Linked DNA regions of Homo sapiens: region 2 is linked to region 1. Evidence: chromatin contacts called from ENCODE Hi-C data. All regions are on one chromosome and are shown on one strand. Each heading gives the region's core, a stretch centred on a gene start or an enhancer-like site at or near the end of the contact. The rest is flanking DNA. Distances are from core to core; before and after follow the strand shown. Region 1 holds the start of ISLR (immunoglobulin superfamily containing leucine rich repeat). Region 2 has its middle 31 kb from the start of GOLGA6A.

Region 1 (4,612 bases), core at 1,334-3,833:
AGGTGCTCTAGAAGAGATTAGAAGGAGAGGTAGGAAAATGTGAAGTCACCCATGCAGGCCTCAGGAGTTGCCAACCCCAGACCCCTGCAGCACTTAAAGGGGCATTGGTAGGGGCAAGGGGAGGAGTTAGGGAAGCCCTGGGTGGGGCTAGAAGGAGGTGAGGAAGAAGAAGAGGAGGAGGCTTTGGCCCAGCAGGAGCAGGCCTGGGGGCAGCTGCCCAGGGACCCCTTCTGCGACTGCAGCCTCAGGGTTCCCAGCACGGCTGAGGTAGATGATGACCACATTGTCCTCCGGCCCTGATGGCTGCACCTCGTTGTCAACCGTATAGCAGCCCTTTCCCTCAACCGCTTTGCCATGGAACCTGCGCCCCAGTGTGTCCTCACCACCCTCACCGGGCGTGGCCAGTGCCACGTCCACTGAGCTCTCAGCACTGCCCAGCTCATTGGTGGCCAGGCAGCTGTAGGTGCCTTCCTCCAGCTTGCCAAAGTCGGGGATAAGCAGGCTGCCATTGGCAAAGGCCTGGAAGCGCGGCTGGGAGCTGGCCACAGGGGTGCCAGGCAGGGCACGCCCATCAGTGCCCACGTTGGGGCTGGTGATCTCCACAATGCCACTGGGTATCTGGATGTGCCAGTGAAGCTGAGGGGCCGGCTGCCCGTCCACATCACAGTGCAGTGCCAGCACAAAACCAGGCCGCAGCTCGGCACCATCCTGGCTGGGTTGGTAGCTGAGCTGCACTGAGGGCGCCGAGCATGGCAGTGGCGGCAGGCGGCTCAGCGGCGTACCCTTGAGCACATGGGGTGAGGTGCAGGCGATGTTGTCCTGCTCCGGGATGGACACGGCCGTGGTCAGGGCCCATGTCTTGAGCCACACGATGCCGCAGGTGCAGTCGAAGGGGTTCTCGTTGATCTGCAGGTGGGACAGCGCGGTGAGCGGGGTGAAGGTGCCCTCGGCCAATGTGTGCAAGCGGTTGTGGTTGAGTTGCAGCGAGCGCAGAGCACGGAGGCTGCGGAAGGCGTCGCGGGGGATGAAGGTCAGCTCGTTGCTGTCCATCTTGAGCAATTGGAGGGCACTGAGGTTGTGCAGGTCGCTCCAGGCAAAGTCAGAGATGAGATTGTGGCTGAGGTCCAGGCTCTTGAGATGGCTCAGAGAGGCCAGGGCTCCGGCGGCCACCGTGCGGATCTCATTGTGTGCCAGCCACAGCGACTGCAGCAGGGGCACCTCCCTGAAGGCACCCTCCGGCAAGCCTGGCAGCCGGTTGGCTGACAGGCTCAGTGTAGTCACATTGGCCGGGAAGCCAGGCGGCACGGATTCTAGGTCGCGGTAGGCACAGTCGGCGATCTGGAAGCCATACTTTTCCCCACAGTCGCAGGGCTCAGGGCAGGCCTGAGCCAGGCCCAGGAGAAGCGCCCACCAGAGCAGATGCAGCTCCTGCATGGTGCCTCCTGCAGAGAAAGGCATGTCACCCAGGGGATCCCGAGAACCTGCCAAAGGGACTCATTCCTCCCACAAGCCCAGCCAGAGCTCTTTCCCATCAGGAGGCCCTGTCCCACATAACCCAGCTAAATCCCAACACCACCTAGCCCACCGCCCCCATCCTACGGAAGGAGAAACTGAGGCCAAGAGAAGGGCGGAGACTTGCCCGAGGTCACGCAGCCAGGCAGGATGAAGACGGGATGGAAGAGGACCCCAGCTCCTCCTCCGAGTGGAGAGTTCTCCCTGCCTCGGCCTGTTCCTAGCTGACTTTATGACTTGAAATCTGTTTTCCAGCCACCCCCCTCCCCCAGCACTTTGCAGAACCTCCCCCTGCCCTCCCACATCCTGGCCGCAGTCCCTCCCACCGGAGCCCCCCATAGGTATGCTTTGCCTTGGCCCAGACGAGGCCCCTTGTGCAGTGCACACCACCCCCATCCACTCCACCCGCCCTCTCCCGCTCCTCCGGCCATGACCGCAGCAGACACCAGGCCTTTTCTGTGGAATCACACCCGTGGCCTGTTCTGTTCAAACTTAGCCAGGCAGCTGCCTAAATAAACCCCCGCCAGGACCTCTCAGCTGACTTGGGTGAGGCCAGAGGCTCAGCCCAAACGCAGCTGGGATTTCTGGGGCCTCAGTTGTGGGTTGTGGAAGAAGCAGATGCCCCCTGGACGGCTCCAAGCTAGGGATTGTCCCACGCACCTCAGACCAGCAGGGATGGACCAAGAGGGAACCAGCCCCTATGTCCAACAGGCCTCCCGCTCCCGCCGCTGGCCCTGGAGCCCTCCTCCCCACTGGCTTACCTTCAAGCTACTCTTAGTCAAGCGGAGCCTCTTCTAAGGTGGAACCAAAAAGCAACAGAGGACCTTAGCCCTGAGAGTCTGCAGGGCCACGGGCGCCCAAGGGAGGACTTGGATGCTGGGGCGAGGGGCAGCCTGGTCCCACCCCACCTTCGATGTGCAGGCCTGTGCCCTCCCTGCCCCAGACAGGGTGCCTGGAACCATCCACTGAGAGGAGGCGGCAGGGAGGAGCCCGGGGCAGCCCGCGCACTCCCTCCTTCCAGCAAAACAACTGCTTCTCTGCAGCAACAAGGACCTGTGTTTCATAAGTGACACCAGAAACTTGAGGGGGGAAGAGATGCCAAATTTTTTTGGGTTGTGTTTTTTCTCTCTCTCTCACTCACTTTTAGCAGCTTCAACTTCCTTAAAGACACAGCACTGTCTGGAAAGGACCCAAGAAATGATGGGGCCAGGAGGATTTTAGCGGGGGAAGGGCGAGAAATTGAATCTCATGGAAGGTGGGAGATTTCCACTTCAAACAAGAAAAAACGGGAAGCTTTTGTCCAAGCCAGGGTTGTATGTGTGTTGGTGTGTATACGTGTGTGTGTGTGTACAAGTTTGTGGGTGTGAGGGTGCGTATTTCTGGATTTGTATGTGTGTTTGCATGGATGTGGGTATGAAACCATGTACATGAGTTTGTGTGTGAGTGTGTGTGTGTGTCTGTCTTGGTGTGGGTTTGTGTGTGGAAGTGAGTGTGCATCCATGTGTGTGTGTTTCAGTGAAAAGCCAAGAAGGCCAAAGTGTACAAAGCAGATACCAACCCTTCGGTGAAAGCCAAGATGTTAGGCATTTTTTTTTTTTTTAAGAAAACATATCCTGCTGGCTCTGAGACTGAGCTGCGCTAAATGCATGTTGTTGTCCAGGGAGCTCCCAAGACTCCAGGCCCCGCCCCTCACTGCGCTCCCCACTGGCTGGGGAGGAAACAGGGAGGCCTGGCTCAGAAAACTCAGGGCGGGAGCCTGTTGACCTTCAGTGCTCCTGGCTGGGATTCTGAGCCACCCAGGCCCACTGCCCACTGGGCACCCAGAGGGGAGGCCAAGGGGCCGCACTCCCGGAGAGTTCTCTCTGTGTCCCCCACAGGGCCCAAAATCCCACTGTTGGTGCTGGACATCTACGCGGTCAGCATCGGCCTCTCTGAGCTCCACTGTTCCAACACCAACTGTGTGGAAGGGGCAGACGCCTCCAGGGTGAGGATATGTGACCCCTTTTCCAAACGGGAAGGCCCAGGGGAGGGGAATGGGGAAACAAAAGAGGCCCAAAACGAGGGAGCTGGAAGAGAAACCGAAAGATGAAGGAGCCCAGAAAAGAACTTTGTAGACTGAAGAATTTTGCTCTCCACAGACAAGCCTACCGTATCCCCTCAGTAGCCCTCCCCAAGCTTCCTTGGCCTTCCATCTGATAACTGGTTGAATTCTGCTCATGACTCAACTTACCCTCTCAGCAGGGCCAAGGGCAGACAGGGCTCATCTTTGGCTGAAAGCATCCCCAGGAAGCCTGCCCCAGCTCATCACACCCCATTCCCTGTCACCAAGCAAGGCCACAGAAGTCCCCAGCATGCTGCCTGCAAAACACCCGAGTCTGATGCTGAGGATATTATTATGGTCCAATGGAGAGCACCCTCTCTTTCCCCTGCAGAGGAAGCCCTCTCTTGCATCATCCTGACTGTGCTGGAGAATTTCTAGGAAAGTCCTGAATTTGGTGGGCCAACCAGAGGCTGCAAGAAACACATCCAGGGTTCAGTAAACCAGAGGGGAGACTCAGTGACCTCAGTGTCAGTCAGGGAGGGCTTCCTGGTGGAGGGGGCTTCACTATGTTCTGCACAGCCCATACACACACCCTCACCTGCACAAAGTCTGTGCCACCAGCTTTACCTCCAGGGTGCTCTGAGGAGCTCATAGTTCCCACCCCACCTCCCTCCTTGCAAGCACATCAGGGTCAGAGTACAAGCACCTCCTCAGCCCTCAGTTCCCAGTGACTGTTCTCTCAGACATTCCTGACTTTTCTTCATAGCTCCTCCTATAAGCTGTGATTATTTATTCATGCGTGCTTAATGTGCGACCCCTTACTAGAGAGGAAGCCCACTGAGGGCAGAGGCCTTAACTTCCCAGGTGCTATTGATCTCCAGCACAGGGAAGACACTCTGTAAGCGCCCCCTTCATGGCATGATGGACAAGTTGGGTGGTCATCAGAAGGAAGCATTTTAGAGCTCACCCACTTCATCTCCTCATCAACTTACAGATAGGGCCTTTGGGCCCAGGCTAGGGAAGGGGCATGCCCAAGACATTTTAGAGAATATTTCATAC
Region 2 (4,354 bases), core at 1,127-3,626, 120 kb after region 1:
AACAAAGCCAAGCTCCTCTTCCTACCCACTCCTGTCCTGTCTCATTTTGTAGATGGTAAACTGAAGCCTAATTCAGAATTTTCATTGGCATTGTGTCCAGAAATGGTGGGTTCTTGGTCTCACTGACTTAAAGAATAAAGCCACAGACCCTCGCGGTGTGTGTTACAGTTACACGCCTCGCGGCGTGTCCAGAGTTTGTTCCTTCTGGTGGTGGGCGTTTGTTCTTTCTGGGGGGTTCGTGGTCTTGCTGGCTCAGGAATGAAGCTGCAGACATTTGCCGTGAGTGCTACAACTCTTAAGGTGGTGCTTCTGGACTTGTTCCTTTCTCCAGGGGGGTTGGTGGTCTCGCTGGCTTCCGAAGTGAAGCTGCAGACCTTCGCCGTGAGCCTTACAGCTCATAAAGTCACCGTGAACTGAAAAAGCAAGCGGTAACAAGATTTATTTCAAAGACCAAAAAAAACAAACCCCCACAACGTCAAAGGGAATCTAAGCATCATTGCCACTGCTGGCTGGGGCGGGGGGGGGCGGGGGGGGCAGCCTGCTTTTATTCTCTTACCTGGCCCTACCCACATCCTGCTGATTGGTCCATTTTACAGAGAGCTGATTGGTCCGTTTTGACAGGGTGCTGATTGGTGTGTTTACAATCCCTGAGCTAGACACAAAAGTTCTCTATGTCCCCACTAGATTAGCTAGATACAGAGTGTGGATTGGTGTATTTACAAACCCTGAGCTAGACACAGAGTGCTGATTGGTGCATTTACAAACCTTGAGCTAGATACAGAGTGCCGATTGGTGCATTCACAATCCCTTAGCTAGACATAAAGGTTCTCCAAGCCCCCACCAGAGTAACTAGATACAGAGTGCCCATTGGTGCATTCACAAACCCTGAGCTAGACACAGCGTGCTGATTGGTGTGTTTACAAACCTTGAGCTAGAGACAGGGTGCTGATTGGTGTATTTACAATCCCTTAGCTAGACATAAAGATTCTCCAAGTCCCCACCAGACTTAGGAGCCCAGCTGGCTTCACCCAGTGGATCCCGCACGGGGGCCGCAGGTGGAGCTGCCTGCCAGTCCCGCGCCGTGCGCAGGCACTCCTCAGCCCTTGGGTGGTCGATGGGACTGGGTGCCATGGAGCAGGGGGTGGCGCTCGTCCTGGAGGCTCCGGCCGCACAGGAGCCCATAGCGGGGCGGTGGGGGGAGGCTCAGGCGTGGAGGGCTGCAGGTCCAGATCCCTGCCCCGCGGGGAGGCAGCTAAGGCCTGGCGAGAAGTCGAGCACAGCAGCTGCTGGCCCAGGTGCTAAGCCCCTCACTTGCGGGGGGCTGGCGGGGCCCGCTGGCCGCTCCCAGTGCTGGGCCTGCGGACCATGCCCACCCGGAACTCGCGCTGGCCCACAAGCGCCGCGCGCAGCCCCGGTTCCTGCCTGCGCCTCTCCCTCCACACCTCCCCGCAAGCTGAGGGAGCCGGCTCTGGCCTCGGCCAGCCCAGGAAGGGGCTCCCACCATGCAGTGGCGGGCTGAAGGGCTCCTCAAGTGCCGCCAAAGTGGGAGCCAAGGCAGGGGAGGCCCGAGAGCGAGCCAGGGCTGCCAGCAGGCTGTCACCTCTCAGTAGGATTGTGAAGCATACAGCTGGAGCTTCCCAGGTGACATTCCCCACATCTGTCTTTCCCCTAACACTTTAGGGTAGTGGGGAAGCAAGAGAGCTTAAGCTTACTAAGCTCCTACCGTGTACTGGCCAGAGTGGGCACTTTTCTTTCCAGCCTTGCAATTGATGGGAAATAGGTGATTGTACAAATAGGATACAGGATCAGAGTGGGCTGGCGATGTGCTCACAGTCTCTCAGCTGAAACTGGAATCCAGGAGTCTTTGACTCTAAAGCTAGTGCTCGTTTTGGGTCTCCAGCTTAAGCAATAGTTGCAAAATGCAAAGAGCACCATGAAAATCTAATATTGATCCATGTAAGACTGTATTGCAAACAGAAACATGGAGTGACTTCGTGGGGGGTGACGGCGAGATGGGGAGATTATCTCAGGTCTATGTAACCTGGGAAGTCTCCGAGAAAAATGAATGAAGCATGACTAAGTGCAATTTGTCTGATAAACAAAATCTGTCAGAACGTGGGGCTTTGTGGGTCCTGAGTGAAGGTGAACCCATAGTGCTGGATATTTGCTAAGGTGTTCTTTATAAAATCACTCAGGGCCTCAGTGCCTCCACCTTCTTCATGACCCTAGGTCCACTTGCCTCGGCCTCCCAAAGTGCTGGGATTACAGGCATGAGCCACTGCGCCCAGCTGGTTGGTCTGACTTACTGTGCAATCAATCCACCCTGGGGTCGGCCAGGGCTTTAAGGCTCTAGAACTGTAGGAGATAGTCAGTGCTCCTGAATTCCACCCCCAGGCCTTCTGCACTCAGTCTGAGAGGAATGATTTCAGGAAATCAGACAAGCAACACAGGATTTCACAATATCTCATACTTGTCTGACTGGCTAGCATTTTGGAAAATTTCTGCGGTTAGCTAGCTAGCTTTTGTAATGTGCTTGGCTATCAAGTTTGGGATATTTATAATATTTATAAACTGAATTTAGCACAGTCCAGGCAGCTGGTCTTAGTTTAAGGAAGTTCCTTGAGCCAAGAATGAAGGAATTTTCCCCTCACTTGACAGCAAATGCATTTTGTAAGGGTGAACAGAGACGTCCAAACTTCCTGTTTTTTGTTTTTGTTTGTTTGGTTGTTTCATTTTGTTTTTGTTTGTTTGCTTTTAGTATGGGGAGAATCTGTTGAAATTCTAGACTCTTCTCTCAACAGAGTCTCCACAGGTATTTGCTTTATTCAGGTCCAGCGGGTCTGGAGCTGACATCTGGATTCAGAGACAAAAATAAGTGACGGTACTGGCCCCATTCCTCCCCTAGCCCCAGGCTCAGCCTGTGCCTGTGCCTGGGACCAGGACCAAGGCCACTACAGGCGAGTGTGTTCTCAGAAACCTGGATCTCCATTCCCTTCCATCTCCCTCCATCTGGCCCACCTAGTCTCCACCCACATAGAGGTGCAGCCCGCATCCCACCCACTCCTTCCCGTGACCACTTCTTACCTACATTGTAACGGGGTGGGGCCTTACCCTAAATCATGCATTCTCAACAGAGGCATTATCACCCCACAGAGGATGAAAAGGCAGGGGAGGAAGGGCAGTTGACCATCTTGGCTATTACCATGGTTTCTGACCCTCCAAAGGCTCACAGTCCATACATATGTCCATGTAAGGAAGAAGTAAAACCATCTCTATTCGCAGATGATGCGATCTTGTATCTAGAAAATCCTATGGAATGTACAGTGTATCTATGGTATTAAAATTTCATACAGGGAGGCACAATTGGGAAAAGATGCTAAAAATGCTCCTTAAGAGGACAATAATAATAATTATAAAAAGGTCCAGAAACACTGCCCTAAATGAAAAAATTAAAATGAAAGTTCAAGCACAGGGATGAGAAGGTGGGGGTAGCTTCCAGAGACCTGCCTTCTGCATCACCTGAGACTGACAACTCAGGAGAGCACAGAAAGGAGAGAAGGAGAGACCAGGCAGCCTGTCCCCCAACACGTGGCCATGCGCTCCATGATGTAGGCCACAGATGGTGCCAGTCTAGACACAGGCTCCCCGCAGGCAAATCCCAGCTCTGCCACATACAAGTTTAATGACCCTGACGAGGTACTCAGCCTTGCTGCCCTGCTGTGCTCCTCTGTAGGAGGAAGATGGGCTGTAACCACATAGGACAGTTGGGAAGATTAAAGGTTACTTGTGCTAAATGGTGAAATCGTGTCTGGTACCCAGTTGTCTTACCTGGTTGTCCCATGCTCTCCCTCCTGGGCAGGATTGCCCACTCCTCAGTCCCTCCAATCCGATTGGTGTACATTGACCTTGTTGGAGTTGTGAGCTCAGGCAGAGCCCCTGCCAGGTGCTTCTAGAAGAGGATTTGGGGGAAAAGGCAGATTGAACTTGGGGTGCCTATTAGGGGGTCGAGAAGCTCCTGCCCATCTGTTCACAGTTCCATGGACTTTTCAGTTACTAAAGTCACAAAGACTTGTGGCCTGAAGAGTGACTTTAACTCCATTTCTAACTAAATTCCTAACTCACCCCAATTCTAACTCAATTCCTAATTCCTAAGGTTTATTCTCAACCTTAAGCACCAAATGTGCCCCTCCATCTGATCTAATCCCAAATCCTAACCTGGGGCCTCCCCTGAACTTTAGCTCTAACCCTCACCCCGATTCTAAGCCCACCCCATCCTTACCCCAGTTCTAACTTGGGCCCTATCCTTAGCTGTGGAGCTCACCCTAAGTCCACTGGTAACCCAGTATTTCCCCAA

What was found. A loop is a pair of places that touch in the nucleus more often than their neighbours do. Pooled maps may share reads with other maps.
Region 2: a loop to region 1 is called in a pooled map, with 2.7 times the contacts of the local background. The contact joins the enhancer-like site here to the promoter of ISLR in region 1. A Hi-C loop is called at or near these places in 3 of 50 pooled maps.

What each region holds. Positions count from the first base shown.
Region 1 is chr15:74,171,681-74,176,292 of GRCh38, reverse strand. ISLR (immunoglobulin superfamily containing leucine rich repeat) reads right to left here and starts at 2,583. Exons shown (of 2, transcript NM_005545.4): 1 at 2,274-2,583; 2 at 1-1,442. The coding sequence starts at 1,434. The coding sequence ends at 148. RefSeq lists enhancers at 873-1,861, 1,862-2,849, 2,850-3,838.
Region 2 is chr15:74,049,618-74,053,971 of GRCh38, reverse strand. No RefSeq gene overlaps it. Among named protein-coding and RNA genes, the nearest start is that of GOLGA6A, 31 kb to the left of the region's middle. Within about 2 kb of position 2,376, at least 20 of the 41 ENCODE cell types and tissues checked have a DNase peak (open chromatin) inside an H3K27ac peak, as active enhancers do.